2 separate regions of the Homo sapiens genome follow, and region 2 is linked to region 1. Evidence: read pairs that join two places in POLR2A ChIA-PET (ENCODE). Cell type or tissue: Panc1. All regions are shown on one strand. Links, peaks and the distances in the headings refer to the core of each region. The heading gives the core; the rest is flanking DNA. Region 1 overlaps XPO6 (exportin 6). Region 2 has its middle 17 kb from the start of SBK1.

Region 1 (15,972 bases), core at 5,057-13,056:
TCCAGGAGCCTAGAAAGGGTATAACCAACCCACCGCACGTAAGGCTGGGTTACCAAATCAACCCCTCTCTATCTGGTTATGGTGGTCACCACAATTATAACAAAAACTGCATAGATACCACCCAACAAACTGTCACAGCGTTTAAAAAAAACAAAACCATGCACCCCAGACTGCAAACACAACATGAGCCAAAAAAAAACCCTTGAGATGATTTACTCAAAGGATCAAGTGATGGTGAAATGGATTCCAGAACCAGTTTGGCATTATTTACCAATACCTGAAGAAAATGTTTACAGTTAGCCCTCCATATCCATGAGTTCTGTATCCAAGGGTTCAAACAACCACAGATAGAACATAATCAGGAAAAAGAAGAAAAAATGGCTGCATCTGTAGTAAACATGTATAGTTTTTTCTTATCATTATTTCCTAAACAATACAGTATAACAACTATTTACAGAGCACTTACCTTCTATTAGGTATTAGAAGTAATCCAGAGATGGTCTAACCTACACAAAAGGATGTGCATAGGTTACGTGCAAACTATGCCTTTTTATATCAGGGACTTCGACATCCATGAATTGTGATATCCAAGGAGGTCCTGGAACCAATCCCCCACGGATACAGAGGGATAACTCCACTATATTATCAGAAATGTCAGCAATTGGGCACTGATCATTGAGTACTGATCATTCTTGACAAGGCTTATATGCCATTGTCTAGTTCACAAGAATAAATAAGAAGCAGGACATAACACAACTGGAAAGGATTTCAAAGATCACTTAGTCCAACCCTCTCATTTTACAAAGAAAGAAAGGGAAGCTTACCTAAGTGGCAGGAGGTGCTAAAATCAAAGGGGACTTTAGGCTAGGGGCAGTAGCTCACGCCTATAATCCTAGCACTTTGAGAGGCCATGGCAGGAAAATCACTTGAGGCCAAGAAGTCAAGACCAGCCTAGGCAACATAGTGAGACTCTATCTCTATTTATTAAAATAAAAGAAAAGAAAAAGAAGACTTTACACAAAGTTGGGTGCAGAACCCAAACCTGCTGCCTCACAGTCTGGCTCCTTCTACTACATGGTGTTTCAAAGTCACGAAAGCTACATGAGGTTAAAGGAGTCAATACTGAAGGGGTTGAAAGCGGGAGGTGGTGGAGAACAGTGGACAATTAGCCTTTTTAAACCTCCAGAAGCCCTTCACCTAAAAGTGCTCTCTTCCAAATCCATCTTTTGTTACAAATAATTATACTTCAAATGTAGCCAGGAAACGTTCTGTTCTTCATCAAAGGGACCAATCCCAGCGGTGGAACTGTGGCTCCACCTTACCTGCTATCATCAGGCCTGTGACTCTCCGTCTCAAGGTCCCTCTCTTCTTGTCACAGGACGCACCACTAACCAACCCAGGAATAGGTTCACTTAGACTCCCAACCCTCTTGGTCTTTCCTGTCTCCAGTGGGCTTCCCTGACGCCCACTTAAGAGAGCCTTGGAGAGGGTTACCATAACCGTCCTCAACTTGGATTGAAGGCAAGTGTATTGGACAGAACGCCAGGGAAGTGTCTCCCACCTCGTGTCCCCCCAGTCCAGGCCTACTGGCCTGCTTGCCATTCCTCAGGTCCTGTGCACTTCCTATTCTCTCTGCCCAAAATACTGTTCCCCTAGATACCCACGTGGTGCACGCCATCACCCCCACTCAGGTTTCTGCTCAAATGTCTGTCCCCAGAAAAGCCTTCTACGAGCATCCCATCTAAACACAACCCCCGCTAGTTTCTTTCCCCTTCCCTGGATTGAGTTCTCATCATACTTATAAATACCTCCAAGTGTGTACCTGTTTATTGTTCGTTGATGCCCTCATCCCCGCCCTGAGATCATAAATTCCAGGAAGGCAGGGACTTGGTCTTTGTTCATTACTATATCCCCTCATGTGCTTAGTGTTCAACAAATAGTTTACTTGAATAAAGGCATGAATCTCCTTTGCAGTAACAACCCAATAAATCTCTAGATAAATGAAGCACTGTACAAAACAAAACTAAATGAAGAATTTTTGTGCCCCTTTGAGAGACAATCTGAGAGAAGCACTTTGGATGCTGAATTCTTTTTGAATTGCTGCATCATTAAAATGGTTTGTATGAAGAGCAGGCAGAACATTAGAAAATGATATTGTTCTGGAAAATCCTACAGTCACTGAGACTATAAACAATTTTCAAAGAACTTTATTTCTATAAACTGTATATAATACCCACTTCCTGCATACCCAAGACTAGCTCAATACATGAAAATGTTTCCAACTTGATCACAGGATTCAAATGAGCAACAGCATCTCCCTCGTAGCTTTTAGGTCCCAGTTACTCCCTTCTGACTTCCAAATCCTGATCCCAGATCCACACTTCCTAATGTCTCATTAGTTATTACAAAGAAGGAACACACAAATTTTAAATGCATTTTCTATCAAACTGAATTCACCATCTTCTGCCCAAATTCATTCCCCTTCTTTCAACCCTGGCCTGAAAAATCTATCTGAGCCAGAAAACTGGAAGTCATTCTAGATTCCTCCCTTCTCTCCCCTCTCACCTATTGTCACTGGCCTCCTGCCCCCATCCCCTGGGTGCCTCACCTCCACCCACCAGGTCGTCTCCTTTTGGCTCAGATCCTCTACACCCTGCCTCTTTCCCTCTCACCTCGCCCCTCTGCAATCCAGACCCCAGCTAGCCATCATTCCACCATAAACATGTAGCCATGTTTTCTCCCTCCCCAAAACTTTTCATTAGCTCCCTAGGAAAAACTACGAATTGCACAATGGAACCCCCCAACCCTTCCTGGCCTGGCCTCTGCCCATCAATCTAGCCCCTTACTCTGCCACTTCACCATCTCACATCTCAGCCCAACAACACCAAGTCTACATGCTATGCCACCATAGCACTCTGCATATACTTCCACAATAATTACCATATTGTTGAGTAATCACTGTTTGCACAGCTATTTCCCCCACTAAACGCCGAAACTACTGAAAGCCTCACCCTTGTACCCCCAACACCTAGTACAGCACCTAACAGGCTTTCAAATACTGGCTGAACAAACTGCACAAGAGGTTAAAAAGAGATTAAGTTTTTCTCCCCCACTTTCTCCACCTCACAAAGATACAATATGTCTTATAAATATAAAGTGAATGCGATAATCAGTCCTACAATAACCTCACTACTGCAGTTCCAAACTGCTAATCTTAAAAGTCCTCTTCAGGACAAGGAAATAATCACTTCAACAAACAAACTATTCACAAGATAAAGTTTCCTTAGGCATATCCTTACCTGTAAAATGTTAGTAAAAAAGTCGTGGTAGAACATGGGCCAATCCTGACGTCCAATATCAACAATAACTTTGCAGAGCTTGTTCCGGATAAAGTAAGGTAAGGTTTTATGGTGAGCCAAAAGGAGTTTGGGCAGACAGCTACGGATTTCCATCTTATCCTGAGATGGGACCCCAAGCCACATTTTATTGATCAGATTCTGAAAAACAAATATACATCTTTTAAGTTAACAACCTATACACAAAAATAACTGCTTTTCATCCCACAGGTAGCTATTATCACTTCAATAAACAAGAATCCCTCTTTAAATAAAGGTTTGGGGCAATATGGCAATAAGAATAATAAAAGTATTCAAATCTTAGGACACAACAGTCCCATTCCTAGGAAGAACTGCCAAATAACAGAAACAAAAAGCTGTATGTGCAAAAACTTTTTTACACCACTGTCTCTAATGGCCACCAAAATATAATGACAGAAGCAACTTCAATGTTCAAAAACAGGAGCATGCCTTGGTGAATAATGTCATAACCACATGTGGGGATATAAAATAAAGTGGGGAAAAGTAGAATACAAAATAGCATGGGCAATATGATTACAATTAGATTTTTTTTTTTTTTTTGAGACGGAGTCTCGCTCTGTCGCCCAGGCTGGAGTGCAGTGGTGCAATCTCAGCTCACTGCAAGCTCCGCCTCCCGGGTTCATGCCATTCTCCTACCACAGCCTCCAGAGTAGCTGGGACTACAGGCACCCGCCACCACGCCCGGCTAATTTTTTTTTTTTTTTTTGCATTTTTAGTAGAGACGGGGTTTCACCTTATTAGCCAGGATGGTCTCCATCTCCTGACCTCATTGATCCACCCGCCTCGGCCTCCCAAAGTGCTGGGATTACAGGCATGAGCCACTGCGCCCGGCCTACAGTTAGGCTTTTTAAAGGGGGGCACAGAAGACAAGGATTGGAAGAGAGGTGATAAATAAAACTTTTTGTTGTTGGGGATGATGGTATTATGGTTATTATTTCTCCTCCTAAAATGTTTTTATTTAATTATCTTTCCTTTATCAATGATAACAGGCAGGGAATAGTTACATGTTACCACAAATGACCTACCTACTTAACCCTAAAGTCAACCATCCATCTTACCTTTCTAGTGTGGAAGATGGAAGATGCCCCAAACACCAGACAACTACATAAAGACAGTATGTGGGACGACATCCCAGAGCTGAGCTACCCTCTCCCAGCACATTACAGCTCTAGTCTAGTGCTAATGATATGGCAATAGAACTACAAAATCCTTTTCAGAAGAGTATAAAATTACTGACAACTTACCTCAAAAACTGTTAAACTGTACATCATTACATAGTCATTCCTAGTGCTGGAGAGAAAGTACAGGCAGAATCTCCAGGCTCCTATTTGCTGGGCAAAGTTATTAAGAAGCTCCTCTGGAAAAGTTAAATGGCAACAAAAGAAAGCTATGAAAATACATGAAATTAGACAAGACTGGGCTATCTTATTATTATTTAAACATGTCTCTCTGCATATAATGTAAATGATGTCAAAACCAGCGGATTCTTTAAGATAGAAAGAATAAATCATACAATATTTTTCTGCGTCTGAGGTGACCATGGACACTGACAATGTTTTCAGCCACCTAAAAGCCAATAACCTCGCTATGGATATTTCTCTAGGCAGAGAAACTTTCACTGCTAAAGTTCTTATTTAAGCTAATGTGTGGCTGGAATGTTCTAAGAGTACCCTTCCATCTTCTTAAAACTGCTAGCTAACTTACTTCGTCTGAATATGAGCTACATTCTAGGGCCTCGCCATTCCTCTACAAATCTTCAGTGGAGCCTACATTGTTCACACACACAAAATGACGGCTAGAAAGGCAGAAAAAGAAAAGATTAAGACTAATTCTACAAAGATAGGAAAGGAAAAAAATGCAAGAGAATTCAAAACGGCTAACTCTTCATTTGGGTTGGTTTTATTTTAAAACACTGCCACCAAAAAAGTGAATCGACCGGTGGCAAGAGCAACGATGACGAGTGTTGCGGCGAGTAGCCCTGTCCACACATCACGTTGGTTAGAAACGGTTTTCCTCCTCCTGAGGCTGCTGATGGCATCAGCCAGAACCCACAAGGCAGCAAGCATTACGGGGCTACCATCATGTTTCTGGACATGCTGTCCCTTAGTCACCTTGACCTGCTGCACTGGTCATGAAATATAATCCAAAAAGGGTAAAAGTGCAAAGGCCCACAACCTTGAGAGATTCTAGAAAGCCTTTGGAAAAGCAGAACACACAGCAGCTTCTTCTAATCCTCAAGTCATTGCTCTGCTAGTTCCCTACAACTTAAGCTAAATGCAACGACGCAGTCTCATTAAAAAATCCATGGAAAGGCCAGGCACAGTGGCTCACATCTGTAATCCCAGCACTTTGAGAAGCTGAGGCAGGAGGACTGCTTGAGGCCAGGAGTTGAAAGACCAGCCTGGGCAACACTGAGACCCTGTCTCTACAAAACAATGAAAAACTTAACTAGATATGGTGGTAAGTGCCTGTAGTCCTAGTTAATCAAGAGGCTGAGGCAGGAGGAGACCTTGCTCTGTTGCCCAGGCTGGTCTTTAACTCCTGGCCTCAAGTGATCCTCCTGTCTCAGCCACCTGAATAGCTAGGATTATAAGCATGAGACACCACGCACAGATGGCTATTTAAAGAAAAAAAAAAACTCGACAACTTAGGAGAGTGTCAAAATGAACATGCTTTGGTGTGCCTGAAGCTTTAGCCCAGGAGGCCGAGGTTGCAATGAGCTATGATCACGCCACTACACCCAGCCTGAGTGATAGAGCAAAATCCTATCTCTTAAAACAAAACAAAACAAAAAAAAAAAAACAAAAAAAGGCCGGGCCCATTGGCTCATGCCCGTTAATCCCAGCACTTTCGGAGGCCAAGGCGGGTGTATCACGAGGTCAAGAGATCGAGACTATCCTGGCCAACATGGCGAAACCCCGTCACTACTAAAAATACAAAAATTAGCTGGGCGTAGTGGCAAGTGCCTCTAGTCCCAGCTACTTGGGAGGCTGAGGCAGGAGAATCGCTTGAACCCGGGAGGCAGAGCTTGCAGTGAGCCAAGATTGCGCCACTGCACTCCAGCCTGGCGACAGAGTGAGGCACCATTTCAAAAAAAAAAAAAATCCAAGCCTTTTAATTTTAGATCATTTCAAAGAGGGCTCGTGGGGCTATGAAACCATGAGCTCTTAATGCTATGACCAAAGACTGAAGTTCTCTATAGGACGCCATAGCACTCAATGGTGCTGTTTTCCTGAGGAGACATAAGAAAAGGGGGGAAACATATTTTTGTAGAGATGGAGTCTTGCTATATTACCCAGACTGGTCTCAAACCCCTGGGCTCAAGTGATCCACCCGCCTTGACCTCCCAAAGTGCTGAGATTACAGGCATGGGCCACCATGCCTAGTCAAAAACATTATTTTAATAAAAATAAAAGTTAATTACAAATCCATAAAAGGAAGCTAACAGCCTGCCCTAATAATTAAGCAAAGGTTTCTGTGAATCCCCAAAGTGAAGTCAAACCAGACTGGAACTGAGGAACTCTGGGCTCTGTTCTAGACTCTGAGTCTGACCCCAGGTGAGTCACTGCTCCCCCTTGATGCTTCTGTTTCCTCCACTCTACAATGACCACATGGTCTCGAGGTCCCTGCTAACAGCTCTATCAATTTCTAGAGCACTAGTGATTTACCTTTGCTGGAGGGTGGGTGGAGCCCTTTGAAGAAAAGGCTTCCTTCCTTTCTCTGACCAAACTAGGAAAAGCCTAGAGTTTATCCCAAGACCATAGAAAAGAAGCAATAAGTAGTCCAAGTCCACACACTCAAATAAAGCTACAATGACTAGGTACAAAGAGAACTGAACTAAGACAAGCCTACTGTATAGAAACAAACCCCTGGATTCCCCTCAGCCTGCACTCAAATTTGGCATCTGGAGCATTTGGCTACTTAAATCTCTTTTAAGATCAGATTAGAATATGAACATGTTCAGAAGGTTCTACGTTTAATTCATGAAATAGAAGGTGAGAAATATTTGATTTACAAACCAAAAATTAAAAGAATCAAAAGCATTTCAATTATAATCTAAAACAAGACTTCAAAGAATACAGTAGAGTGTCAGAATATCGAAGACTAATGGCCAGGCACGGTGGCTCACACCTGTAATCCCAGCACTTTGGGAGGCCGAGGTGGGCAGATCTCTTGAGGTCAGTTCAAGACCCACCTGGCTAATACGGTGAAACCCCGTCTCTACTAAAAATACAAAAAATTAGCCGGGGGTGGTGGTGGGCACCTGTAATCCCAGCAACTCGGGAGGCTGAGACAGGAGAATCGCTTGAACCCAGGAGGCGGAGGTTGCAGTGAGCCGAGATCGCCCCATGAACTCCAGCCTGGGCAACAGAATGAGACGCCGTCTCAAAAACAAAACAAAAAAATTTTTTTTTGAGACAGGATCTTACATTGCCCAGGCAGTGGGAAGCCCCCAAAAGTAATACCAGTTATGGGATTTCTGGGCACTATTAGGTTCAGATCAGACGTCTGCACAGCAAAACATGTTCATTTTGACACTTTCCTGAGTTGTTACTGTTTCTCTTTAAATAACCATCCAGGTGCAGTGGCTCCCGCTTATAATCCCAGCTATTCAGGAGGCTGAGATGGAAGGATCACTTGAGGCCAGGAGTTCAAGACCAGCCTGGGCAACATAGCAAGACCCTGTCCCACCCCACCCTAGACGCCCCCACCAAAAAGTCGCAGGCTTCTTATATGAAAGTTCAACAACATTGCTGAAATTAAGATCCACAGTGATGGATTTTCTTTCCTTTGGTCAAGTGGAGGGGTTTCCCCAGCCACCAGCCAACAGAACCAGAGCGAAAAGAGCAAGAATTCAAGTGGAAAGCACGCAGACTTGACCAGTCACGGCTACGAACAACTCCTTCCTCCCTACCAGGGCCTCCTCATTATAAATTCCTCTTTACAAGTCAATGCTCCACTTACCTATCTCACGTTTTCTTTCATTGGTTGTACAATCGTGAAAAAATTCTGTCATCAGACTTTCCAATGCCCTGAGAGAGGCTTCTTCAGATGCCTAACAAAGGAATTTGAAAAAAAATCAATAAGCTGCATCTTCAGTTCCACTGTTCCTCAGTTCCTTCTAGGTCACATTCAACAGCAAGAGCAATTTACTTCCTCAAAATCTTGGTTCAACATTCTTCAAATGCATGGTATATGCCAGAAAAAACTGAAGGGAATTTCCCAGCTGGCTCAAAACCCAACGTTGTTGTTGCATCCTCTATAAATTCATGCTACTGTGCAGCTGATTTTCAATTATGTATGCTAAGAAAAGGGGAAATTCAAAATTCAACTCTGGAATAATGATTGAAAGCAAATTAGCCCCTGGCCCTTCCTGAATGGGCAGAGCAGAGAGATTCAAGAAGGCCAGAACTCCTCATAGACTATTCATCCCTGATACATTTCCCCTGTGTCTGAATAATTTGTCATATTTTGATTCACAGCACTTATATCAAACAGCTTCATGGATTCTCAGGGGTTTGGGGGGTAACCAGGGAGAGTGGTTTTTTTTTTTTTAAGAGACAGGGTCTCTGTTTGCCCAGGCTGGAGTATAGTGGTGCAATCATAGCTCACTGCAGCCTTGAATTCCTGGGCTCAAGCGATCTTCCCATCCCAGCCACCCAAAGCAATGGGACTACAAGTGTGAGTCATTCACTGCAACTGGCCATGGATTCTTGGAGGTTTTTGAAGGCATTCCAGGAGTCATACAGTCAATTCTCAATCTCACGTGAGCAGCCAACAGAGATTAAAGTGCAGCTGAGAGCCAAGCTAACTAGGGATTCAAAATTAGCTCCTGTAAACCACAGGCCCACAGTGAGAGCCAGACTCTCAGCAGAACTGCTCAGGTTGGAAATGAGAGGAGAGGCAGCTCAAGGCCCCCAGTACCCATCCCCTCCCTTTGGGGTTCATATGGAGCCCCAAAACCCACTTCCTTTATTCTTACTCAAGTAGGAGTCGCAGGAATGACCTTGAGTTAACACTCCTTCACACAACCTGCCTGCAAAAAGGTAACCATTCCCAAACCATTTTTGAGTCATCACTGGTATAATTCTACCCCAGACATAATCAAGAGCCAGCAGCAGTTGTGATTATTTAATTATCTCTTAACTTCTTTCTTCCCACCTATCTCCCTTCCCCATATCCTCTCCATCAACCATGGACTGAGACCTGACTATAAAAACTGCATTTTAAAACAACAAGCCCACACTCAAATGTGTCACATGTCAAACTGTAGTATACCAGCGGCCTCCGTCGGGTGATTGACTTTGTGAAGACTGAGGAACAAATTTTCATCTCTGAGGAAAAACCAGCACTTCTCAGTACCAATTACAGAGGCTGAATCAGACTTGATTCATAAGCGTGTGCACACCAACCAACACACACAAGTGCACTCACTACACAGAACACAGGGCCACGTTCCTCCCACACTGAGGTCACAGAATGATGGCTCTGCAATGACACCTGAACTGCGACACACTGAATGATGAATTATTGTACAATACTTTGAGCGCTTGTGAGTGAGAGAGACTTTCTTCCCTGAACTTTGTATTTAGGATAAAGATTAGCCTAGCCCCCTACTCCTCTTTCAGACTTCCATATCGGTTTAACTAAAAAATATCCTTGGCTTGCAAGCCAAGCTGTTTTATTAAAAACTATCTATTTTTTCAAACCCAAAAATAAACTGAAAAGTGAAGCTAAAATAAGACTGCAATCTTCTAAAATGTTTCAAGTGTTTGTGTTGATCAAAACAGCCTCACTGTTCTCACTGACTTTATAAATAAATGCTATAAATGCAAACCTCTAAAATGAGTGTACATAATAAAAGAACGCCGTAGTCTGTTTCATAAATCGAGTCTGGTGTGCCATTTCATTTGAAAAAAGGATTTGCTATTTAAAATAAAAAGGCTGTGGGAAGATGCAGAAGAATCAAAAAAAATAGCACATGTTAAAATAAATCAATAGTTCTTCTGGAGCCAAAATGTGTTCCTGGAAACTAAGGACACATCTGCAAATCATATCTCTCCATAACTTCTTGTGTTGAATCATTTTAAAGTAGATCCTGCAGCAAACTTGAGCTTATCACATCCAGGCAATCAACCACCACCATTTATTTAGTACTAGATTCTTGAGGAAGAGATCTGAGAAATAAATGATTACTGGAAAGTTCCTGATAATCTCCAAAAAGAATCCAACTCTGCCACCATTCCCAGTCCCATCTACCCTTTACTCTCTGCCCCAACCCAAGAAGTTACAGTTCCTGCAGAAAGTGGAAGGACAAAAGTACTCCTAAGAATCCCAGATGGGCTGGCCCAAAGGTACTGAGTTATCTCACTGGACTGTTTGCAGTCAGTTACAGATCCAACTCCTTGTTCTACTCTTTCCCCCGTTCTCACTACTACACTTCACTAGTTTAAAAAAAAAAAAAAAAAAAAAACCCAGATGCATTTTCCCATTAAATGATGGCTACATGAAAAAGGAAGCTCCAAAACCAAATCCGGGGCATTACCAGGTGTTTCTCAACAAGAACAAATAAGTGCTGTTTGCATTTTTAATCATTTCTATATCTGTAACAACAATACCTGCCTCACAGGGTGATATGAGATCCAATCAGGCGATCCATGTAAAACTGCTACATAAACCATAAGGAATTATCTAATCTGTAGTTATGGCTGATCTCATTTTTATTTGGTCTTAGATACCAAATGAAAACAGACCAAAGCAAAACAACAAAAGTGGTCAGGCCTACTTTGAAACTAGAGACTCATGCCCTCAGGTTTAAGGGCTTTCTCCCAATCATATCTAGTGGGGCTTTTCAGACTAGATTTCAAAATGAAGCTATGTAAAATGTATAGGCGGGAAAAATCAGGAGGCCAAGAATTTGCTAACATCACACAATCAGAACAGAGGTAGAAAAGACATAGAAGGCACATTCAAGGATACTGGTTCAAGGATACTGGAGAATTCCCTGGCTCCCGTTTGGCAACAAAGCCACCGGAACCTTGGCCAGCTGTTTCAAGCAAGTGGTGAAGCCAGAAAGTAGATTGGGTGAGTTAAGGAATTAACTGCAAGTGAGGAAGAGGTAATACTCCAAGCAGATTACACTTTCAAGTAATGAAAGGGACAAAGAACATAAAACAAAATCCAAGTGCCATCGTGTGGTAGGGAGACAAGGCTTCCATTCCCAAAGGCTATTCAAAAACTTTATCTCCTGCGCTGCATTAATTTATGAAGAATAAGAAAATTTATCTGACTGCCTCCTACCTTGTGCTTGGGATTTAAGCCTCAGACAGATCTTGACAAACTAAGGAAAGGTAAGATAAGTTTAAAACTAAGTGAGACACATTCACACACAAAAATTCCAGTTGGATTGTAGATACAGAGTATCTTCACGAGCTAGGGGTAGGGAAAAATTTCTTAAACAGAACACATAAACCACTAACCATAAAGGAAAAGACTGGTAAGTTGAAATGTTCATCAGATGGCACAATGGAGAGAGTGTAAAAGAAAGCCACAAAATAGGAGCTATCTGCAATATGGAAACAGGGAACTCATATCAGAGCATAAAATAACTTCAACAAATCAGTAAAAAAAAAAAAAAAGACAAAGGACTTCAATTTTTTTGGACAGGCAAATAATTAATTATAAAAGAGGGTATTCAAAAAGCCTATAAATAAGTGTTCAGCCTCATTAGTTATCAGGAAAATACAAATTTAAAATAAGATAGTGCTACACATCTACCAGAAAGGCTAAAATTTAAACGACTGACAATAATAAGTGTTGATGAGGAGGCTGAGCAACCAGCACATGCATGTACTGCTGGTGGGAGTATACACTGGTACAACCACTCTAGAAAACTGACAGCTAAACATATGCATATCTTATGACCCTGCAATTCTACTCCTTGATATATACCCAACAGAAATTTTTACATGTATACCAAACGAAAACATACACAAATGTTCACAGCACTATTATACACAATACCCAAAAAGTCAAAAGAACCCAAATATCCGTCACCACTGGAATGGATGAATAGTGATTTCTTGATAGAGGAGAATATTATAAGACAACAGGAATTAATATTGCTACATGCAACAACACAGATGAATCTCACAAACACAATGTAGAGTGAAAGAAACCAAAACACAACCTTTCATTATTCACTTTATATTAATTTTAACAACAACAACAAAAAAAAGCCAGGCATAGTGGCCCACATCTATAATTCCAGCTACTTGGGGGGCTGAGGCAAGAGGATCACTCGAGCCCAGGAGTTCAAGGCTGCAGTGAGGTATGATTGCACCAATGCACTCTAGCCTGGGCAACAGAGCAAGACCTTGCCTCTTAAAAAATAATAATAATAATAATTTAAATAAGTAAAACTTATCTATGGTGTTATAATCAGACTAGTGGTTACCTTGGAGGAGGAGGGATTCTGGTAATAGTCTATTTCTTTATCTGAGTGTTAGTTACACAAAGATGATCAACTTTACAATTTATCTGCTTCTGTGTAAATATATACTGCAATTTTAAACACTTAATGTTTTAAAATCCTCATTTCTAAAGTCCAGGTTGGTGTTATCAGACTCTTTAGAAACTGTATTTTAGCTCTATCAGCACAACTATGGCTCTGGGGACTGGCAATAAGCCTGCAGGTAACAGTGTGAGCATGAGGCTCCTGATTTCTAGGAACCATCTCTTGTCTTCAGAGCTGCCAGGATGGCAGCACAAGGTATTACAACCCCATAAGCCTATGCTTCCCCAAGAGTTACTTGGCTCACCTCAATAGCAAATGGCACATACACTTAAAATCCTTGGGCAGGATGACGAATTAAGCTTGGCTCAGAATATACTCTTGGAGAGCTCTGCATAGATCTAAAACAAACCCAAGTTTTCTGTTCCAGAAACAGTTAAAACTGCAAAGGTGATAAGCTTGCAACTGTGCCTGCCCTGACTTTATCTGCTCCTTTTACTTTGCTGCTCATGGGTCAGCAGTTCAGAGATCTATGCCATTGACTCATTTATTAAGGGACTACTAAGTCCACCAAGACCCATAATCACCTAAAAAAATTAAAACTTGGAAGAAGCAGAAGGGTGACATAATTTGAGATCGCCTTTGCTTCTTCCCCATATTCTCCATCCACAGCAAACACCATCAGGTCTGCGGACTGTTGCTTCTCACTCTTTTGCAGGTTTGTACCTTCTCCCTCACCACTATTTCTACGGAGCCCTAATCATCTCCTGCCTACGTTACTATAATTGCTTTTACCTGGTTTCCAGGTTTTCCAATTCCAATCCAAACAGTACTTTACCGCCAGATAAATTCTCTTAAATATAGATTTTTCTGCCCCAGTTATTCTTTTTTTTTTTTTTTTTGCTAAAGACATGGTCTCTGTTGCCAGGCTAGAGTTCAGTGGCATGATCCTAGTTCACTGAGGCCTCAAACTCCTTGGCTCAAGCAATCCTCCTGCCTCAGCTTCAAATAGCTGAGACTACAGGCACATGCCACCACATCTGGCTTTTATTTTCATTTTTGTAGAGCCTGGGTCTTGCTCTGTTGCCGAGGTTGGGGTTGAACACCTGACTTCAAGTGATCCTCCCACCTTGGCCTCCCAAAATGCTGGGATCACAGGTGGGAGCCTCTGCATTCAGCCTAATTTTTTTTTTTTTTTAGAGACAGAGTGTTGCTGTATCACCCCAGACTGGAGTGCAGTGGAACAATCACAGCTCACTGCAGCCTCAAACCCCTGGGCTCAGGCGATCCTCCCCACTTCAGCCTCCTGAGAAGCTGAGACTATAGGCACATGCCATCACACCGCTCCAATTATTCTAAACCTAGCTTTAATTCTGGAGTGACTAAGCAACTCAGCTATTTGTTGGAGAAATGAGAATTCAATACTCACTAAGTAACTGATATTGCTTAAATTAAGCCCCTGGGATACAATGATGAGTAAGACGGTCCCTAACTTCAAAGAACTGAAGGTGGCCTAGCAGTTACATCCTGTAGTCCTGGCGTACATATAAACAGCCTCAGAAGACCAAAGAGAAAACTAACTCTATCTGAAGGAAAGAAAGCTTCAAAGGGGTGATTTGGGTTTTGAAGAGCAAGGAAGTTTACTAGGAGGATAAGAAGGAAAGCATGCCTGATTCAATGTCACTCGCCATAGGAAGCCACTCCAATCTGAACACTCATGGTCTCATAAGCGAGTACCTAGCCCCATCCTGCATTTGCTTCTGAGACTGCAATTTATAGTTTAACCTTCATGAATTTTCCTACACAGATTACAGTACAGATCAGGTCATTTACATCTTGTGTCTTTGTCTTGTAATCAGTACTACAGAATTTTGCCCTTGGTGCTGTTCTCTGGTCATTTCAGAATGGCAAAAGTTTTAAAATGCAGGCTCTAGGGTCAGGTTCCCCAAGTTTGAATCCAAATGTGCAGCTTGACCTTGGCCTAGTTATTTAATGTGTCACTGTTTCTTCTTGTGCACAAGTGGGGACAGTAAAAGTACCTAACATATTGGGTCATTCTGAGAATTAAATAAAATGTAAAATACATAGTAAACACAATGTCAGGCATGAAGTGTGGGCTGAAAGTCACTGTTCATACGTCATAGATATTAGGCTTCTCTACCCAGAACATCAACTGTCTGGAAAGATGCTCTATCTAGTATGTCTGTATTTTCTACAATATCTACCATGGGCTGGTGGCTCAACTATCTTAAAGACCAAATTCAAGACAGTAAAAGGAACAAGAAAACTGTTGGTATCACTTTCAGTTTCTCAAGAATACTGGTAATTCCTCCAAATTGAAGATACATGTGACTCTTTACATTTTCCCCTTTAAGGGTTCTGACCATAAGCAGACTTCTGCTCACACGCAGATTCAATCTGTGTTGAAAAACAGGAGACTGCTAACACTGAGACTGAAGGTGGATAATAAGGTGCTTTTCCCTAAGATGTAGCAGCTAGAAGGTGGTTTCCTCAAACCCTGATTAAATCTGTAATATGTTACCTAATGGCCTCTAAAACAACCCCCTCTAAGCATAACCTTTTTACAAAATTAATCTTGGGGAATAATGACTATTTTTTAAATTTTTTTTAAATAAAGATGGGGTCTTGCTATGTTGCCCAAGCTAGTCTTAAAACCCCCAGGTTCAAGCAATCCTCCCACCTATGCCTCTCAAAGTTCTGGGATTACAGGCATGGGCCAACATGCCCAGCCAAAAATGACTATTTTTTAAAGACACTTCTATTAAGCTTTTTGCCATCCTTTCCCAGAGCCTCATTTTGTATAATCTACTAGGAGGTGAATCATATGGGTCTCCTATATTCAGGTTCATGGGCTCATAGATACCAAACCTCAACAAAATGAGGACTAGTATCCCAGAGTGCCATTCAAATATCCCTGTGGCATATCTAGAACAGTGTCATTACCCTATTTGCTGTATATAAAGGTTTCGAAGAAAAGTGATTCTATCCCTGCTGCCAACGAAGGTTAAAAAGTATGCAAAACATATCCGGTGTGTTACAACACATGCGATTAGCAAAGAT
Region 2 (15,972 bases), core at 4,342-12,341, 94 kb after region 1:
TCAAGCTTCTTAACCTTAATCACATTTGCAAAGTCCCTTTTGCCATGGAAGGTAACATGTTCATGGCTAATGGAGATTAGGACATGGATGTTTGCAGGGGGCCATTGTTCTGCCTAACACAGCATGAAGCAGTGAGAACTAATCAACTGAAAATGGAGAAAATAGCAACACCATTTTGGAATCTGGAAGATAAATGAACACGTGGTAATAACTGACTTAGCAGGCTGAGGAATTTGCACTTTAAGTGAACCCTAAACTGGGGTTAGGACAGGCCAAGGAGTATAATCTATACTGCCAAATCCCTGAAAGGTGCTGGCATTAATAGCCTAAGTACCTCTGGAAATGAGAGTAAAGCTGGGGCTGAACCCCAGGAGGACTAGGGTAAGAAGGGCTTAAATCCTCAAATGTCCTTGCGGCCAGGCGCAGTGGCTCGTGCCTGTAATCCCAGCGCTTTGGGAGGCTGAACTGGGAGGATTGCTTGAGGCCAGGAGTTCAAGACCAGCCTGAGCCACATAGCAAGACCTTGTCTCTAAAAAAAGGTAAAAATTAACCAGGCGTGGTGGTGTGCACCTGTAGTCCCAGCTACTTGGGGGGCTGAGGTGGGAGGATTGCTTGAGCCTAGGAGTTTGAGACCAGCCTGGGCAACATGGTGAGACCCCATCTTTATAAAACAGTTTTGTTCATTCCTGGAGGTCCCTCTCCCTGTCAAATAGCATCCAGTTTTTGTTTCATAGTTATAGTATATTTTCTTAAATATCTAAATATAGTAGTAACAGTTCTGGGGGTTTTTTGGTTTTTGTTTTTGTGTAGAGATAGAGTCTCACCCTGTCAACTAGGCTGGAGTGCAGTGGTGGGATCAGGGCTCACTGCAGCCTCCACTTCTGGGGTTCAAGCAATCCTCCTACCTCAGCCTCCTGAGTAGCTGAGATCATAGGTGTGCACCACCACACCTGGCTAATTTTTAAAAATGGGTTTTTTTTTTTTTTGTAAAGATGGGTCTCACTATGTTGCCCAGAAATCAAAACTATTGGCCAGGCTCGGTGGCTCATACCTGTAATCCCAGCACTTTGGGAGGCTGAGGCGGGTGGATCACCTGAGGTCAGGAGTTCGAGACCAGCCTGGCCAAAATGGCAAAACCCTGTTTCTACTAAAAATACAAAAATTAATCAGGCATGGTGGCACGTGCCTGTAGTCCCAGCTACTCAGAAGGCTGAGACACGAGAATTGCTTGAACCTGGGAGGCGGAGGTTGCAGTGAGCCGAGATCGCACCACTGCACTCCAGTCTGGGTGACAGAGCGAGACTCTGTCTCGAAAAAAAAAGAAAGAAGGAAAAAAGAGCTAGGCAGCCACTTTGGTGTTGATCCAGCAGTCTTGGCCAACCTATAGAGAAGCTCAAGAGCAAACATTGTCCAGGAGAGGAGCTCCAGTGTCCCCACTGTCCCCACTGTCCTCAGTCATTGGCTGGAGCTGCCCAACAAGACCTTAGTTTTGGCTCAACTGCTGTGGCAGATCTCAAAGACAGTGTAGTTGAAGGCTGTCAGCCAACTGCAATCCTCAAAGCCAAATAGCAAGTTCTTTCCTTTTTTTTTTTTTTTTTTTGAGATGGAGTCTTGCTCTGTCACCCAGGCTGGAGTGCAAGGGTGCAATCTTGGCTCACTGCAACCTCTGCCTCCTGGGTTCAAGCGATTCTCCTGCCTCAGCCTCCTGAGTAGCTGGGATTAAAAGCGCCCGCCACCATGCCTGGCTCACTTTTGTATTTTTTAGTAGAGGTGGGGTTTCACCATGTTAGTCAGGCTGGTCTCGAATTCCCGACCACAGGTGATTCACCAGCCTCGGCCTCCCAAAGTGCTGGGATTACAGGTGTGAGCCACCATGCCTGGCCTGCAAGTTCTTTCTTGAAAGGAGAACCAAGCAGCCACCTCCATGACTACTACAGATGGGAAATAGGAAAGAAAGGGTATGAAGATTAGAGGATCAGTGCAGGCATCCCACATCTGAACAAAGGAGCTCCAGAAAGACAGTAGAGAGGAGAGGAAATAGTCAAAAAAATGTTTCCACTATTTCTTAGAACTGAAGGGCCTGAGTTTCCTGATTAAAAGAGCCCACGGAGTGACCATCCAAAGGATAAAAATAGGCTGGGTGTGGTGGCTCATGCCTGTAATCCCAGCACTTTGGGAGGCCGAGGCAGCAGGATCAGTTGAGGTCAGGAGTTTGAGACCAGCCTGGCCTGTATGGTAAAATCCCATCTCTACTAAAAATACAAAAAAAAAAAAATTAGCTGAGAGTGGTGGCACGCACCTGTAGTCCCAGCTACTCTCAAGGCTGAGGCACGAGAATCGCTTGAACTCGGGAGGTGGGGGTTGCAGTGAGCCAAGATTGCACCACTGCACTCCAGCCTGGGTGACAGAGCAAGACTCCGTCTCAAACAAACAAACAAACAAAAACAAAGGATAAAAATAGACTCATGCCAAAGCCAATCGCCAGTAAATTTCAAGACACTGGGACAAGAAGAAAATTCTCCAAAATTGTATAGAGTATCAAGAATCATAATGGCATCGGACTTCTCAACAGCAATCCTGGAAACGAGAAGACAATGAACTATGTTTTTTCCATTTTTGTTTTTGTTTTTTTGAGACACAGTCTTGTGCTCTGTCGCCAGGCTGGAGTGCAGTGGCGTGATCTCCACTCAACCTCCGCCTCCCAGGTTCAAGCGATTCTCCTGCCTCAGCCTCAAGAGTAGCTGGGACTACAGGCGCACACCCCCACAGCCAGATAATTTTTGTATTTTTAGTAGAGATGAGGTTTCACCATGTTGGCCAGGATGGTCTCGATCTCTTGATCTCGTGATCCACCCACCTCGGCCTCCCAAAGTGCTGGAATTACAGGCGTGAGCCACCACGATCTGCCGGAACTATGTTTCCAAAAGTAGAAAAGAAAATTATTTTCAGCCTAGAATTATTATTATTATTATTATTATTATTATTATTACTAAAGACAGGGTTTTGCTCTGTCACCCAGGCTACAGTGCAGTGGCACAATCATGTCTCACTGCAGTCTCAACCTCCTGAGCCCAAATGATCCTCCTATCTGAGCCTCCTGGGTACCTGGGACCACAGGCAGTGCCACCACACCCGGCCAATTTTTTAATTTTTGTAGAAACAGGGTTTTACCATGTTGCCCAGGCTGGTCTTGAACTCCTGGCTCAAGTGATCCTCCCATTTCAGCCTCCCAAAGTGCTGGGATTACAGGCATGAGCCACTGTGCCCAGCCCTCAGCATAGAATTCAATACTTAGCCAAACTACTAATAAAGTGAGAGTAGAAAAAACAATATTTTCAGATTGGCAAGAGCTCAAAAATTTTACCTCCTATGCACCCTTTCTTATTTATTTATTTATTTATTTATTTATTTATTTATTTATTTATTTTTTGAGACGGAGTCTTGCTCTGTTGCCCAGGCTGGAGTGCAACAGCGTGCTCTCCGCTCACTGCAAGCTCCGCCTCCCGGGTACATGCCATTCTCCTGCCTCAGCCTCCCGAGTAGCTGGGACTACAGGCGCCCGCCACCACGCCTGGCTAATTTTTTGTACTTTTAGTAGAGACGGGGTTTCACCATGTTAGCCAGGATGGTCTCGATCTCCTGACCTTGTGATCCACCCGTCTCAGCCTCCCAAAGTGCTGGGATTACAGGCGTGAGCCACTGCACCCGGCCTACGCACCCTTACTTGAGAAAGCTACTGGAGGATGTACTCCACTAAAATAAGGGAGTAAACCAAGTAAAACAAGAAATAGTAAACAAGAAAAACAATAAAGAGTAAGACCTGGGCCAGGAGTAGTGGCTCACACCTGTAATCTTAGCACTTTAGGAGGCCAAAGCAGGCAGATCACCTGAGGTCGGGAGTTGAAGACCAGCCTGGCCAACATGGTGAAACCCCATTTCTACTAAAAATACAAAAATTAGCTGGGCATGGTGGCACACGCCTGTAATCTCAGCTACTTGGGAGGCTGAGACAGGAGAATCACTTGAACCTGGGAGGCGGAGGTTGCAGTGAGCCAAGATCACACCACTGCACTCCAGGCTGGGTGACAGAATGCGACTCCGTCCCCCCACCCCCAAAAAAGAGAGTAACATCTGGACTCCAGGAAACAGGAATTGAATGTAAGAGAGAGGAGAAGAGAATCTCGCAGTTCACACTCAAATAAGAGAAGAGATCTCTTCAAGGAGATGAAATTGATAGAATACCTAATGTTTTTGAATTTTGGAGACATTTACACAAGTAGGGGAGAATATGGGTTGACTGATATATAAACATGTAGGTAAACAAGTACTCCCCTCTCCAAAAAATGTTATCAAATCCAGGAAAACCGAAACTTTTGAACAGAAAAGGGAAAGAAATTTAAAATGAAAATTTCTGCCCTGCAAAAGACTCTGCCAAGAGAATGTGAAGAGAAGCCACAGAATGGCAGAAAATATCAAGTGCTCCTTGGTATTTACCCAAATAAGTTGAAAATTTATGCCCACAGAAAATCCTGCACATGAATATTTGCTAGTTTCGTTTTACTGTGGTAAGGACACTTAATGAAATTTGTCCTCCTAACATATTTTTAAATGTACAATACATGTATAATACATGGTTGTTTTTTTGAGACATGGTCTTACTCTGTTACTGAGGCTGGAGTACAATCACAGCTCACTGCAGCCTCCATCTCCTGGGCTCAAGCAATCCTCCATCCTCAGCCTCCAGAGTAGCTGGGACTACAGATGCATGCCACCATGTCCAGTTAATTTTTAAATTTTTTATAGGGACAGAGTTTCGCTATGTTGTCCAGGCTGGTTTCGAACTCCTGGGCTCAAGTGGTCCTCTAGCCTCAGCCTCCCAAAGTGCTGGGATTCCAGGTGTGAGCCCCTGGTACAGAGTTACACAGCAGCTCTTTAGAGCTTATTCATCTTGCTTTATTGAATCTTTATGCCTACTGATGAGCTATTCCCCAATTTCTTCTGCAACTCTGACAACTATAGAACCAAAATCTAGGAATTAGACTTCTTTAGATATCCCATATAAGTGGAATTATGAGATATGTGTCCTTCTGTGGCTTATTTTGCTTTGCATAATGTCCTTGAGTTTCATCTATGTTGTCACATATTTTTTTTCTTTCTTTCTTTCTTTCTTTTTTTTTTTTTTTTTTTTGAGACGGAGTCTCACTCTGTCACCCAGGCTGGAGTGCAGTGGCATGATCTTGGCTCACTGCAACCTCTGCCTCCCAGGTTCAAGCGATTCTTCTGCCTCAGCCCCCTGAGTAGCTGGGACTACAGGCATGCCCCACCACGCCTGGCTAATTTTTGTATTTTTAGTAGAGATAGGGTTTCACCATATTGGCCAGGCTGGTCTCGAACTCCTGACCTTGTGATCCACCCACTTCGGCCTCCCAAAGTGCTGGGATTACAGGCGTGAGCCACCATGCCTGGCCTGTCATCGCATATTTTTAAGGCTTAATTGTAGTAGTCCCTGTTGCATGTATAGATCACATTTTTTTCATCCATTCAACCCATTTGGGTTATTTCTACATTTGGCTATTGTGAATATTGTTGTAAAGAACACAGGAGTGCTAATACCATTTTGAGAATTATTTTTTTCTTTTTTTAGAGACAGGGTCTCATTATGTTGCCCAGGCTGGTCTCGAACTCATGGCCTCAAGCAGTCCCTTCACTTTGAACTCCCAAAGTGCTGGATTAAAGGTGTGAGCCACCGCACCTGGCCTCTCTTTCAGATTTTTTTTTTTTCTTTTGAGACAGAGTTTCTTTCTTATTGACCAAGCTAGAGTGCAATGGCGCAGTCTCGGCTCACTGCAACTTCCGCCTCCTGGGTTCAAGCAATTCTCCTGCCCCAGGCTCCCAAGTAGCTGAGATTACAGGCGTGAGCCCCCATGCCCAGCTAATTTTTGTATTTTTAGTAGAGATGGGGTTTCACCATTTTGGCCAGGCTGGTCTCAACAAACTCTTGACCTCAGGTGATCCGCCTGCCTCGGCCTCCCAAAGTGCTGGGATTACAGGCATGAGCCACCATGCCCGGCCATAGGTTGTCTTTTCACTGTGTAGATTGTTTCTTTTGCTAAGCAGAAGCTTTTTAGTTTGATGTAGTCCCACTTGTCCATTTCATTTTTTTGTAGAGATGGGGTTATGCCGTGTTACCCAGGCTGGTCTTAAACTCCTGAGCTCAAGCAGTCCACCCACCTTGGCCTCCCACAGTGCTGGGATTCCAGGCGAGAGTCCCTGCGCCCAGCCCCACTTGTCTATTCTTGTTTTTGCTGCCTGTTTTTGGTGTCTTATCTGCACATGAATATTTATAGCAGCTTTATTCATAATTGCCAAAACTTGGAAGAAACCACAATGACAATGTCCTTCTATAGGTACACCCATACAATGGAACATTCAGTGATAAAATGAGCCATCAAGCCACCCAAAAGACACAGAGGAACCTTAAATGTGTATTGCTACGTGAAAGAAGCCAGTCTGAAAAGTACTATCTGACTCCAGTGATATGACATTCTGGAAAAACCAAAACTAAAGAGAATAAAAAGATCAGTGGTTGCCAGGGGGCTGGCGGGAGAGAGGGAGGGATGAAGAGGTACAGCATGGTGGATTTTTAGGGCAGTGAAACTATTCTGTATGATACTGGGAGGGTGGACCTGTAACATACATTTGTCAAAACCCATGGAACTCTACAAAACAAAGAATGAGCCCCGATGATGTAACATATGAACTTTAGTTAGCAACTATGTATCAATCTTGGTTCATCAGTTTTAACAAGTGCACCACGCTGATACAAGATGTTAATGGTAGGAGAAATTTGTTGGGAGGAGAGGAAGTATACTACAAAACTGAAAGTCTCTTGGTCAATTCAAACGCGTTCTGCTCAGGCCAGGTGCGATGGCTCACACATGTAATCCCAGCACTTTGGGATGCCGAGGAAGGCAGAGCACCCGAGGTCTGGAGTCCAAGACCAGCCTGGCCAACATGGTGAAACCCCGTCTCTACTAAAAATACAAAAAAATTAGCCAGGCATGGTGGTGGGTGCCTGTAATCCCAGCTATTCGGGAGGCTGAGGCAGGAGAATCGCTTGAACCCAGGAGGCGGAGGTTGCAGTGAGCCGAGATCGAGCCACTGCACTCCAGCCTGGGTGAGAGAGTGAGACTCTGTCTCAAAAAATAAAAAGAAACACGTTCTGCTCAATTGTTCTGTAAGCCTAAAACTACTCTAAAATATAAAGCCTATTATTGAAAAAAAAAGAAAGGAATCATAGTGTTCCACACAGAGCTGTAAATAACGTTTCCACAATATGTAAACATTTCCAGTCTTACCAATGTTATAATGCAACTGTAATGTGAGGGGGGATAGGATGTGGGAGTGGGTGGGAGAGGGAGTGGTTGGACATAAGGAGCTAAATCCTCTTCTCCCAAAGTGGGAGGTTGGTAAGGAATGCCTAAAACTGGAAAAGAAGCAATGTAAACATGGTATGTAGGAAATGTGGAGGTAAAAATGACTAATCACGAGCTAAAAGAGTTGAGATGGTTGTCCTTATGAAGTGGGAAAAGGGGCCGGGCGTGGTGGCTCACGCTGTAACCCCAGCACTTTGGGAGGCCGAGGCAGGAGGATCTCTAGAGGGCTGAAGTTCGAAACCAGCCTGGGCAATATAGTGAGACCCTCCCCCATCTCTACAAAAAATTACAAATTAGCCAGTCACTGGGGCTTGTGCCTGTGGTCCCAGCTACACAGGAGGCTGAGGCGGGAGGATTGCTACAGTGAGCCGTGATCACACCAATGCACACCAGCCTGGGTGACAGAGCGAGACTCCATCTCTTAAAAAATAAGTGAGAAATGGGGGTGAGGCTGCCCCTGTGCGTTGATTCTAAACAATGGGCATATCTAACTTGAATACAAATTAAAAGTATATTTTCTATATGTATATAAGAAGAGAAGAAATAATAAGAACAAACAAAAGAGACTGGGAAGTTGCAGAGCAGAGAGAAGGAAGCCAGTTCCATCAAGAAGCTTTGTTCGGGGGCCCAGAAATGGCTCAAGACGTGGGTCAGGAGGAGACGCCAGAGCCTTGGTGCCCACAAGAAAGTCCTGGAAAAAGAATGAGGGGGTCCCGGTGCAGTGGCTCATGTCTGTAATTCCAGCACTTTGAGAGGCCAAGGCAGGTGGATCGTTTGAGCCCAGGAGTTCAAGACCAGCCTTGGCAACATGACGAAACCCTGAGTCTACAAAAAATAAGAAAATTAGCCAACCATGGTGCATACCTGTAGTAACAGCTACTCAGGAGGCTGAGGTGGGAGGATCGCTTAAGTCCAGGAGTTAGAGGCTGCAGTGAGCTATCACTGCACCACTGCACTCCAGCACTCTGGCCTGGGTGACAGAGGAAGACCCTGTCTCAAAAAAAAGGAAGGAAGGAAGGAAGGAACGAAGGAAGGAAGGAAAGGGTAAAGAAAAAGAAAAAGAAAGAATGAGGAGGACGGAGTGGGGAAGAAGGGAACCTCTGAAGAAACTGGGTCCCTGTAGCCCCTCAGGGGAAGGGCCCTTCTGCCACTGAAGCGGATGGAAGAAGTGGAGGAGGAGGGAGGCTGGAGGAGGGGTTGTGGTTTGATGGCGGAGGCAGTGGAAATGTATCTCATCCATCTGTTTTCTCAGCAAAGTGGGAGCCACGGTTTGTTTGAGGAGAGAGGAGGAGGTGGGAAGTCATCCCAGACCTTGCTACAGAGTGGGCTCCACGGACAGCAACGTCAGCACCCCTGGGGGCTGGCGGGATGGAATGCGGAATCTCGGGCCTCACCAAGACCCCTAGGAGACTCACAGGCGAATTACAGTTTCAGAAGCTGCTCAGAAAGGGCAGGAAAAAGCAACTGGGAGGCATAGTGAGGGCGGAGGTTGGGGGCACTCTGCTGAGTGCCTCTCCAAGACCCGCGCCCCTGAATGAGACGGGGCACTGGCAGCTGCGGGGTGACCCTCCCAGGCAGTGTTGGCTTGCTTGGTGCAGGCAGAGAGCGGATGCCTGGCTAGCGCTGTGCCAGGTTGGTCCTATAGCAGGACAGGTGGGCATGGGAGTGGGCGTGTTTTCCAGGAGGCCATCGTGGTGGTGGCAGAAGGGGGTTGCTGGGTAGTGAGAAAGTGCTGCAGGTGGTGGATTGAAGTTTTTATTTTATTTATTTATTTATGTATTTATTTATTTATTTAGGGGCGGAGTCTCACTCTGTTGCTCAGGCTGGAGTGCAGTGGTGCGATCTTGGCTCACTGCAACCTCCGCCTCCCGGGTTCAAGTGATTTTCCTGCCTCAGCCTCCCAAGTAGCTGGGACTACAGGCGCCCGCCACCACGCCCGGCTAATTTTTTGTATTTTTAGTAGAGACAAGGTTTCACCGTGTTAGCCAGGATGGTCTTGATCTCCTGACCTCATGATCTGCCTGCCTCGGCCTCCCAAAGTGCTGGGATTACAGGCGTGAGCCACAGCTCCCGGGCGGTGGATTGAAGCTGATGCCTGCAGGTACCAGGGCAAGCGATGAAGAGGATAGAAGGGCAGAGCAGAGGGGGGAGTGCCTGAAATAGAGAACTCAGAGCAGGTGAGGTGTGGGGTCGTTACGCAGGCTGGGGTGTGGGCCTGGGAGCGGTGGCCAAGGGGCTTGCAGAGGAGAGGGTCGAAGGGGACGGGAGGAGGTCAGGGAGCTGAGAGGCTGCTGGAGGCTGCTGAGAACTCCTCTGTTCTCTGAGGTTTGTACCCCACAAACTTAAAGATGGTGAGAGAGGAAACGGATTCATTTGCTCTGGGGTGTGGCTGCGTGGGGACTTTTGAAAGCTCCCCGGAGTTTGAGAACCACGGTGTAAACATAGAGACAGAGAGAGAGAGAGAGAAAAAAAAAAGACAACAGGGGAGTAACAAGAAGGCACTCTAAGGTGGGGAATGGTGGCTCACGCCTGTAATCCCAGTGCTTTGGGAGGCCCAGGCAGGAAGATCACTTGAGACCAGGAGTTTGAGACCAGCCTGAGCAATACAGTGAGACCCCCGTCTCCACAAAAAATTAAATTAGCCGAGCATGGTAGTGCTCGTCTGTAGTCCTGAGGCAAGAGGATCGCATGAGCCCAGGAGGTGGAAGCTGCAGTGAGCCATGATCACACCTCTGCACTCCAGCCTGGGCGACAGTGAGACCCTTTCTCCAAAATACAAATTTTAAAAGGTACTCTGGGGCTGGCACAGACCGGGGACCTCGAGTGGACCAGCTGGGGAGGGGATTCATGTCCTGGGTTGTGGGCGATCAGAAGATGGAAATGTCGTGGTCTTGCCCTCGAGAACCAGATAGAACAGAGACAGAGACAGAGCGCGCGCCGCGGTCCCTCAGATCGTCCTGCACTACGGCGAAACGGCCACTAGAGGGCGTGTTGTGCTCACATATGCGGACCGGCCGGCAAGCGGCGGATTCCGCGGACAAAGTCTCTTGTTTAGCCACAGAACCCTGGGCTTGGCCCCAGGCCCGCTACGTCCGGGCCGTGTGGCCTCAGCCAGGTTACACAAAAGCTCTGTGACCCTGTTTGGTCAGCCATAAAATGGGCACAGCTATAAGTCCGACCTTCTAAGGTGGTGTGAGGATGCCCGAGGCCACGCAGGCAGAGCAGCGTCCAGTGGGGAACGAATGGCCCCGCGAGAAGGGGAGGCTTCGCCATGGCCTCCGTCTCTCTCCGCTTCTCCTGCAGCTCCTCCGCCCAGCCCTCCCCAGGCCACATCCGGTCCCGGGAGAGAGACTGAGATCGACTTTGGGGCAGGGGAGAGCAGGGGGAGGTAGGCAGTGTCTAGGACAGGGAAAGAGAGGAGGCAGCCACCTCCCTCACCCCACCCCACCTCACCCACCCCGCCTTTGTTTTAGAGGCAGGATCCTGCTCTGTCACCCAGGCTGGAGTGCAGTGTCCTGATCCTGGCTCACTGCATCCTCAGCCTCCCAGGCTCAAGCGATCCTCCTGCCTCAGTCTTCTGAGTAGCTGGGACTACAGGCAGGTGTCACCACGCCTGAGAAATTTTTAATTATTATTTTATTTTATTCTATTCTATTTTATTTATTTATTTATCTTATTTTGAGACAGAGTCTTACTCCATCACCCAGGCTGAGTTCAATGGCGCGATCTCAGCCCCAGTTTGAAATTCTTAATAATTTCATCTTTGAATTTGTAAGGGGAGTCTGATGGGCCGGTGGGGCATGTGCCCAGGCCTTGGAGCCCCTGCCTCATACCAGGCATGATCACACTCCGACCACCTCCCATAGGCAGGTTCTCAGCCAACTACTCACCCCGACAACAGTCACCACTGCTGCCGTTTGTCCCCAGCCAGGGGCCTGGGTGAGGGCAGGATCGGTGTCAGGTGTACAGCGACGTGGTCCAGGCACCTGTGAGGTCTGCACTTGCCCCATCAACCTCCCTGTGCCCAAAGGAGCATGACATTAGAAAGGAAAAAAGGGCCAGCCGTGGTGGCTCATGCCTGTAATCTCAGCACTTTGGGAGGCCAAGGCGGGTGGATCACTTGAGGTCAGGAGTTCAAGACTAGCCTGACCAACATGGTCAAACCCGCTCTCTACCAGATGTGGTGGTGTGCACCTGTAATCCCAGCTATGCGGGAGGCTGAGGCAGGAGAATCACTTGAACCCAAGAGGCGGAGGTTGCAGAGCCCCAAGATGGCACCATTGCACTTCAGCCTGCTGGGTGACACAGCGAGACTCTGTCAAAAAAAAAAAAAAAAGGAAAGGAAATAAAAAACACCATCACACAGCTGGGCGCTATGGCTCATGCCTGTGGTCCCAGCACTTTGGGAGTCTGAGGTGGGAGGATCACTTGAGCCCCAAAGTTCGAGGCTGCAGTGAGGTATGATTGCACCACTGCACTCCAGCCTGGGACAACAGAGCAAGATCTGGTCTCTAAAAAACAAAACCAAAAAAAAAAAAAAAAAAAAACCACCATCACAGGCTGGGAGAAAGAGACTGAGGGAGAAAGGAAGAAGCTTTTGTTTCTGCTCTCAGAAATAAGAGGCCCCACGTTTAAATTTCTCTGGGTCCCGCATTCTGTCACGGGCACAGGTTCAACTACTTTCACCTCGAAAACTGTCAGTGCTCCATCATGGGAGCCGTGGTTATTTAGTATCCTATGGTTAGAGAGAAACAGGACAAGCAAGACAAAGCCCAGGGGCCCCAGGGACAGCTGGTGGCCTTCGAGGTGACTGGTGCCAGGCCTGGAGACCACATTCCCCTGCCCTCCCCAGGATCCTGAGTCCAGGGTCGGCACTGAGGGCAGCAGGCTGGGGATGAGCCCCTTCCTCCCCGGACCTCAGTTGTCCCACTGTGCATGGGGAGGCGGCCGGCTTCCAGCAGGGACAGCGGGTGAGGACGTCTTTGTAAACTGAAGCACGGGGGGACATGTGGGCAACAGCGATGGTTCTTCACCTGCCAGAGATTGCCATGGTTGCTCTGAAGGGTCCCAGAGTCAGGGGCTCAATTGCTAGGTTTATTTATTTATTTATTTTGAGCAGAGTCTTGCTCTATTGACCACGCTGGAATACAGTGGCACAAACATAGCTCACTGAAACCTCAAACTCCTGGCTCAATCTGGCCACCATGCCTCCCTAATTTGAAAAAAACTATATATATATATATATATATATATATATATATATGTGTGTGTGTGTGTGTGTGTGTATGTATATATACATATATATGTACATATATGTATATATACGTATACGCATATACATATATACATATATACGTATATATCTGTATATATACGTATATATGTACATACATATGTATACATATATATGCACATATATGTATATAATATATATATACGTACATATGTATATATATATATAAAATATATATATATATATTTGTTTGTTTCAGAGATGGGATCTCACTATGTTGCCCAGCCTGGTCTTGAACTCCTGGCCTCAGGCAGTCTTCCTGCCTTGGCCTCTCAAAATGCTGGAATTACAGGCATGAGCCACCACGCCCAGCCCAGGACTCAATTTCTACCCCCATTCCTTGAAATGTTCAAAGAGGGTCCAGCTTTAACCCCCTAAGGATGGCTGACAAGGGATGGGGCCTCAGTGGTGACTTCAGTCCCAGGTGTGGATATCCTCTATGGCCCTACTGTGAGACCCTGACAGTAACTTCATTTATTTTATTTTATTTTATTTTATTTCTGAGACAGGGTCTCACTCTGTCACACAGGCTGGAGTGCAGTGGCATAATCTTGGCTCACTGCAACCTCCGCCTCCCGGATTCAAGCGATTCTCCTGGCTCAGCCTCCTGAGTAACTGGGATTATAGGCGCATGCCACCACACCCAGCTAATTTTTGTATTTTTGGTAGAGATGGTGTTTTGCCATGTTGGCCAGACTGGTCTCGAACTCCTGACCTCAGGTGATCCACCTGCCTCAGCCTCCCAAAGTGCTGGGATTACAGGCATGAGCCGCCCACGCCTGGCTCCTGACAACAAGTTCAAACCAGACTCTGGGGGTAGCTACAGGTCTTGGTAGTGATCTCAGTGGCCTTAGACCCAGTGGCGACCTTGGTGACCTCAGACCTTGGTGGTGTCCTCAGACAGACCCTGGTAACAGCAGGGAGGCACCTGGCATCTCATTCCCCTCCTTCCATCCTGGCTGAGCCTCCATCTCTCCCCAGCCACTAGGATTTGAGCCATCCCCCTGGATCCACTTAATTAGCTGAGCTCATTAACTCCCACAAGACTTCTCCTCCCCTCCTAATTAACTGACTTAATTAGGGCTTGCAGGCCCAGCTCCTCCCAGCCCCCTCCTGCTCCACCCCAGCCTGCCTCCTCCGGGCCAGCTCAGCCAAGCCTCCCTCAGCCTGGGATTGGAGCCAGGTGTGAATTGGGCCCCTCCAGCACCCAGGCCTCCACCCTGTGTCCCTCCCCGAGTCCCGGGACACCAGGACAGTGCCCCTCCCAGGCAGCAACCCAGAGTCAGGATGGAAATGGGGACGGGAGGTGGATGGAGAGAGGGATGGAATCGGGATAAAATGGAATCGGGTGGGAGGAAGAGGTAAGGCTGGCAGCTGATGGACAGGCTGGGTGGCAGGGTGGTTAGGGCCTGGACTCAGGAGCCTGCGTGGGTTCAAGTCCCAGCTAGGGTGCGCACTTCAGCAAAAGCCTCAGCCTGTCTGTGTCCCTGACAGATGATGATAGCGTCCACACCCTTGGGGTGGTAGCGAGGTTTAAATGAGCTCATTTGTGTAAAAGGCTTAGAACTCAGCCTGGCACAAATCTGTGCTTGTTAAATAAGTGGGTGGGCATGAACAGAGGCCCCCTGAGGGCGAGAAGCTGGAGAAGGGGAGGGAACAGCCAGGTGGGTGTCCCAGGCAGGCTCTGGGGGGTGGCACAAATGGACCGGGCTGGGAAGAGCCATGGCCTGGGAGAGGTTAAAGGGGTAAAAAGTGGGCTGGAAGGATTCAGGCCTAGGTATCCTGTTCCTCCTCTGAGGGTGGAAGAAGCTGACCTTGTTGGTTCATTACCTAGGTCCTCTGTGCCTCAGCTTCCCCATCTGGGGGAAGACCCTAGCCTTGTGAAAGTACCTGGCATATCCCAGATGCCTAATCAAAATCTAGACTCATCCCTGAGATGGGAGGTGACCCAAAAACTATTTGGAGGGAGGGGCTTAGTGAAAGTGACCTACACCTCCCCTGGGACCCAAGCGAGGAAAGTGTGCTGTGCAGGCAGCAAGCTGGATGCAGGTTAGACATCAGGTGGGACTTACCGGAGTTGAGGAGTGCAAGATCTCGGCTGCAGAAAGGAGGAAGAGGTGTCTGAGCTGCCGGGTGGGCTCTGGGGAGAGATGAGTGGGCATTCGCACGGAGGGGAAGGGGAGAAGGAGCCTGAGCACCAGCTGGCTCTCAGCTCACTCAGCTCCCGTCACCCCTCAGATCTCAGGGCGGCCATGCCTTCCTCCGGGAAGCCCCCGAACTTTGTGTCTCCTCTGTACCCCGGTCTCAGTAGGAATTTTACATTTGTTGGCATGATTAGTGCAGTGTCTCCCTCACTAGTCTGGGAGCTCCTGAAGGCACAGACTGTGATTTTTAGCCAGCCCTTTTATCCCAGAGTCTTCACATTTTGGGGGCCTGGGAACAAGTGTGAATGAATGAATGAATGAATGGAGTGCCTTGGCCCAGAGGTTCCTGGAGCTTGGAGGGAAAGGGGCCCCATATGGCAGCCCAGGCAGCTGTGAACCCACCAAGCCCCTCACATGGCTCCAAGAATAACCATTCTTCGAGGGCAGGGGCTAAACTCCAAGGACCCAAACCCCTGCTTGGGGTAGGCTGAGCTTCCTCAGAATCCCCAGCATACCCTGGGGTGCTGAGGAAATATAGTGACTGTATGGGACAGAGGAGACGGTGTTTAATTACTCTCGCATTTTTATTTATTTATTTATTTATTTGTTTGTTTGTTTGTTTGTTTAGAGACGGAGTCTCGCTCCATTGCCAGGCTGGAGTGCAGTGGCGTGATCTCGGCTCACTGCAAACTCTGCCTCCCGGGTTCAAGCGATTCTCCTGCCTCAGCCTCCCGAGTAGCTGAGATTACAGGTGTGCACCACCACACCCTGCTAATTTTTGTATTTTTAGTAGAGACGGGGTTTCACCATGTTGGCCAGGATGGTCTTGATCTCTAGACCTCGTGATCCACCCACCTCGGCCTCCCAAAATGCTGGGATTACAAGTATGAGCCACCGCGCCCGACCATACTCCCACATTTTTAAACCCTTTATTTCTGGGGGGTTGTATGTGACAGAGACCAAAGTCCAACTGACTTAAGCACAAAAAGGACTTGAGTGGGTCATGTAACTGAAAAGTTCGGAGTTTCAGGCATAGCTGGATCAAGGGGATCAAACGATGACAAGGATTCTCTCTTTACCTCTCTTGGCTCTGCCGTCT

What was found. Peaks named below come from ENCODE experiments on the same cell type or tissue, not always from the same donor. Only the 100,000 strongest peaks of a DNase experiment are listed, where the experiment ranks them.
Region 2: POLR2A ChIA-PET joins it to region 1 with 13 read pairs; 2 of 35 experiments call an interaction of 5 or more read pairs at or near these places.

The regions. Positions count from the first base shown.
Region 1 is chr16:28,172,599-28,188,570 of GRCh38, forward strand. XPO6 (exportin 6) reads right to left here. Exons shown (of 24, transcript NM_015171.4): 2 at 8,343-8,433; 3 at 4,622-4,734; 4 at 3,300-3,497. It also overlaps the pseudogene LOC124900376 and the pseudogene RNY1P10. Among named protein-coding and RNA genes, the nearest start is that of XPO6, 31 kb to the right of the region's middle. RefSeq lists an enhancer at 15,074-15,243. In Panc1, for the core only: no CTCF peak of the experiment used is centred there; a DNase peak (open chromatin) is centred at 9,103.
Region 2 is chr16:28,267,452-28,283,423 of GRCh38, forward strand. It overlaps a transcript of SBK1 not described here. Among named protein-coding and RNA genes, the nearest start is that of SBK1, 17 kb to the right of the region's middle. RefSeq lists a silencer at 10,237-10,531. In Panc1, for the core only: a CTCF peak has its summit at 10,420 (motif pointing right); a DNase peak (open chromatin) is centred at 10,440; H3K4me3 peaks cover 823 bases.